2 separate regions of the Mus musculus genome follow, and region 2 is linked to region 1. Evidence: chromatin loops called from intact Hi-C (ENCODE). Cell type or tissue: left cerebral cortex. All regions are shown on one strand.

Region 1 (2,500 bases):
TGCAAAGAGGTTAAGCACACCGACTTTTCTTCCTGAGAACCTGGGTTCAATTCCCAGGACCCACCTGTTGTCTCAACCTTCTGTTAATTCCAGTCCCAGGAGATCTGATGCCCTCCTGTGGCCTCTGTGGGCACTGCATATACGTGATGCAGTAGTATGCCTGCCTGTCAAACATCCATACATATAAAAACACATAGTAAAAATAAACAAAAAATTAACAGCTGATCTTAACAGCTTCCTTCCCACCCCCAATATTTTCTACACATGGCCTGCTGAGCCCCAGGAATAACTCTATCTCCAAACCCACTGCATCTGTCCCTCAGGACTGCCATTCAGAGATCAAGGGGCTGCAGTTGACATGGTAGAAATAAATGACTTAGGAAAGCAAACAGAAAACAGCAGTGCAGAATATAAAGTAGTGGTAGCTACTGACTGCCAACTGCCCTCTTGTGTTTGGCTTGTCTTGGATCAAAACAATACATTAAGTCAATGGTTAAATTTAAGGTAAAATAATATTTATAATTTCTGTTTTTCTGGGCGGTGGTGGCACACACCTTTCTGGTGGTTTTGGGTTTGTTGTTGTTGTTGTTGTTTTTCTTTTAAACCTTTATAGATTTGTTGTGACTTTCCCATCATGCAGTGCAGTCCTGCTCCTCTCCCTGTCCCTTTACACACACACACACACACACACACCACCACCACCACCACCATCAACAACAACATCAACAACAAAACAAAGCATAGAAGGCGTCTCATCGTGAAAGCTGTAGTGTGTCACAGTGTTCCTCACAGTGTACCTCTCTGCCTGCACATCTTCACTTGAGAGTGTTCATTGCTTGAGATACCCGGTTTCTGTGATACTATCAATATTGGACCCTCATCAGGACTCCTCCCCAATATCCTGTTGTTTCCCTGTGTGCTGGAGATCCTGTAGATTTAGAACAGCAGGGCTGGCCTTTTCATGGGTCTCAGCCTTCCACAGATGATACAGGTTTTGAGATGGGCCAATTCAGAGTCCTGGATCTGGGCCTGGGTGGTAGTTGAGCTGGTCAGCCTGCTGGCTCTACCTTATCTTCACCACCAGGGGGAGCGCTCCAGCACTGCTCCAGCTAGAGGTGTCACACACCTTTAATCTCAGCACTCAGGAGGCAGAGGTAGGCGATTTCAGAGTTCAAGGTCAGCCTGGTCTACAGAGTGAGTTCCAGGACAGTTGGGGTTACACCGAGAAACGCTGTCTGGAAAACCAAAATCAAACAAACAAAACAAAAGAAAGGAAGGAAGGAAGGAAGGAAAGAAAGAAAGAAAGAAAGAAAGAGTGAGCTAGGAATGGATAATTCAGTTGGTAAAGTTCTTACTGTGCACACACATAGGGAACTAAGTTTGATCTCCAGCACCCATGTTAAAACAAAACAAAACACTGGCAATGATAATCCCAATATAAAGAAATAGAGACAGGCAAATTCTGGGGCTTGCTGGCCAGCCAGTCTAGTCTAGTCAGTGAGCCCCAGGTCCTAGTTAGGTTCGGTCATATAAAGTAAGTTACCTGAGGGACAACATCCAAGTTGACTTCTGCCTTCCATGTGCATCTGTACATGTATCCATAGAAACATGAGAATACACATACATACTCACACACTGAAGGTAAATTGAAGAACATTCTCTGGCCTGTTGGAACCTAGAACCCCTCCCCTACCATCTTAGAGCCTACTTGTTGAATGTCTCCTGGGCCCTGCCCTGATTGGCTCAGTCTTCATAAACAGCACACTTACCATATTCTCCTAGATGGTCATTCTCAGACCAGTAAGTGGGGACAGGGACGGTTGTGCAACCTGTGCCCTCACCCTGTATACCAAGAGTATCAAGTTAGCAGGCCTGCAGAAGCTCCTCTTACACTTAGCACAAATAAATGTGTCAGCTGTCATAAGGGAGAAACACACACGGCCCACCAGGAAGCTCCAAGCCAGGTGTCCTGTTTCTAATGACCTCCAAGTCCCACTATACCATGCATCTATGATGGGCCAGAAGTCTGTAGGACAGGACCCAGAATACAGTAGAATAAAGCCTACATCATTATTGAACTAAAGCAAATTTTCAAATAGTACACACACACACACACATGCACACACACAAGCAGTCAAGCTACAGAAACCAGTATTGCAAGAGAAACTAAGTGTTAGCATTTGGACCAAAGTTGTCTTTTGTATGTTAGTAGAGAGCATGCTAAACCCCCATCATCTGTGTACAGATCCTCATGATATGGGGTCTCTGGAAATGCAATTTCTAGACTCCTCATTAAGACTTCTTTTGTCTCAGTCATCCTTTGAATCTACTTTGGTGCTGTTTTTATTTTATTCCTCACTGGGGTTGGGAAAATAGGAAGAAAAGAAACAGACCAGTTTTAAATTGGCACAAGCCTTAATCTAGGTTGATTGGGATGTGTAGGGATTAGTCACTGTTGCTAATGAATATTTAAATCTCCTTTGGCTTTCTTGGCAAAAGA
Region 2 (2,500 bases), 240 kb before region 1:
CTTTCGCATTTCTTTCTGCCTCATTTGCTCTTTTGCATTGTTGACTGGCACAAAAGTGATTAATAACCACGTGGCAGAGCCAATATTAGACTATCTTGAAATCTCCTACACTGAAGAAATTAGTCCATTACTTTTTAATTCAGCCTCAGGCAAGTTCTTAGGACTAGAGCAGAAAGCAGCCACATTCTTTGCTACGATAGCATGTGAATGGTCCCTAGCCAGTCATGGATTTCCCTCCTCCTAAAATCTCATAACCCTGGGCCAGCTTCCACCTGGCTCTTAGCACCTCTGTCTTCCGAGCTCTGATGAGAATGGTCCATTAAATTCCATTTTCGATATTCAACCACTTTTCTCATCCAAATTCCCTGAGTCTTCTTTATTTTTAAAAAGAAAACATAAACGGGGGCAGGGGTGGGGGTGGGAGAGGAGAAGGGCAAGGACAAAGAGGTAGAGGAGGAACTATGGCGAGGTCTGTCAGCACTCTGGCTCTTTTCCTGTGTACTAATCTATCTAATAATCTCATTCAAGCCACCAGTGGTCCTTCCCAGTCAACCTGTGTCTCCTGGTAACTAAGACAGCACTGCAGTCCCCCAGTGCCCTACTTACACACTTCCTGAGTCTTTGGTTTGTAACAAAGTTGCCTTCTAGAGAAAGTGCCGTGCAACAATATCTGAGTATGAAAAGAGATTTGCAAAGCTGTCATGGGCTTTAAATAAATAAAATCTCCCCGTTTCTAGGAGATTTATGTTCACTGTGAGAACACGCGTGCTATAAGATACAGTACGATCCATTGCAATCTTACCACCCCTACAGGATCATTCCTGAACATCCTCTGATGACCGTTATTTATGTTCTTTCCTTAAAGCAAAACTCTTCATGGACAACTTAATAGAGAAAACCCTCACTTTATATGAAAGCAAATTTATTATATATTCAGAACTTATTTTTTTTGGTCATGAATTTTATTTTCTCACAGAACCTACATCCACACTGGCCAGTGTCCCTGGGTCGTGTTCACTTCTTGACAACTCTGGGTCACATCCCACAAGTAGAAAATGACTTACAAGCATGGGGAAATGGCAGAACATAAATGAAGTTTTTAGACCACAGCTCTGCCTCTGCAAGTGGGAGGAATTCTGGCTAGACCAGATTTTCCATAATAAGAACTGCTTGCTCCTCGATGTGAGGAGCAACTAGCTGTAGACATGCTTGTGGTTTTTGGAGTTCTTCCTTGGAGGTTGAGAGAACAGGTTCTCTATCTTTCCCCAACTATTTTATTTTCCACATAGTGTTTTCCATGATTTCATCACTGCCTGATTATGGTGAAATGGTTAGAGCTGTCATGTCCTGTATTCAAGTGAAGAAAGCAGGCTTAGGGCTTAGGACACAGATCACCTTTTGGGCTTAGTGAATTAAATAGGCCAAGGCAGAGCCAGGATTTCTGCCCCCAGGCTTGTTCCTGTATGCCCCTGCACAGAAAGACCCAATTTCATATTGTATACTCAGAAAACATTAATAAAACTTTTGCATGTCAGTAATAGCTCAACTCTACAGGCAATCAGGAGCTTGCCAGGTGGGCGTGCAGGTCTGCCTTGCTGAGTAAAGATATTGTCTGTTCTTCTAGTTATTGTGAAGGGTTGTACTAAGGGTTATAAGGACATCGACAGCATTAACCAGGGCTGCCAAATCATCAGGGCAGGCTAGCAATTGGCATTTTACATTTTTCATTTTTTATACATCTCTCTCTCTCTCTCTCTCTCTCTCTCTCTCTGTGTGTGTGTGTGTGTGTGTGTGTGTGTGTAAAATTTTGGCACTGTGATTGAACATGTATTTTTAAATTTTGAAGATTGTTTTAAGGAGTTGCTCTAACAGCAACAATAATTCCTTAAGAATTTTGTTACTGATTTAAATGTCTTCATTAAATTTTTTATGTTTATCATTTATGTGTGCATGTAGGAGCACGCATGTGAACATCAGAGAACAACATGGAGGAGTCTCTGTCCATCCACCATGGGTTACAGGTGTCAAACCCAGGCTGCCAGGCTTGTCATCAAGGCTTTACCCGCGGAGCCTTCTTACCAGCCCTCTATTTTATTTCATTTTTCCTTGTTGTTTTAACCTCAGTATATAAATTTTCAACTTTTAAAGGTTATTTATTTATTTGAGACATGGTGTCATATATTCTGGGCCAGCCTCAAATTTACTGTATCATGGAGATAAAAAGGTCTCAAAGCAAGGAAACTTTGACATTTTGAAATAAAAACTCGCACTCTGAGGTGGTTAATATGTGTATCTGGCTCCCTCCAAAAACACATTTGTAACATGTATTGGTTTTTATCTTTAATTTCTTTTTTTATATATGTGTGCTTTTAAAGTTTTCATCTTTGTTTCTGTTGTTAACAGAAAGGTTCTCACTATGTAGACCTGGAATTTGGAATGCTGGGATACGGGTGCATGCCACCATGCCTAGCAGCCAAACCCTTTAAAGCATTACCCCAAT

The links. A loop is a pair of places that touch in the nucleus more often than their neighbours do. Peaks named below come from ENCODE experiments on the same cell type or tissue, not always from the same donor. Only the 100,000 strongest peaks of a DNase experiment are listed, where the experiment ranks them.
Region 2: it touches region 1 in a loop (1.9-fold over the local background); 16 of 42 quality-filtered maps call a loop at or near these places.

The regions. Positions count from the first base shown.
Region 1 is chr8:127,588,404-127,590,903 of GRCm38, forward strand. The region is part of intron 22 of Pard3 (par-3 family cell polarity regulator); the gene reads left to right. Among named protein-coding and RNA genes, the nearest start is that of Gm32478, 41 kb to the right of the region's middle. In left cerebral cortex, CTCF peaks have their summits at 121 (motif pointing left) and 1,078 (motif pointing right); DNase peaks (open chromatin) are centred at 86 and 1,084.
Region 2 is chr8:127,346,939-127,349,438 of GRCm38, forward strand. The region is part of intron 5 of Pard3 (par-3 family cell polarity regulator); the gene reads left to right. Among named protein-coding and RNA genes, the nearest start is that of Gm9909, 110 kb to the right of the region's middle. In left cerebral cortex, no CTCF peak of the experiment used is centred here; a DNase peak (open chromatin) is centred at 1,141.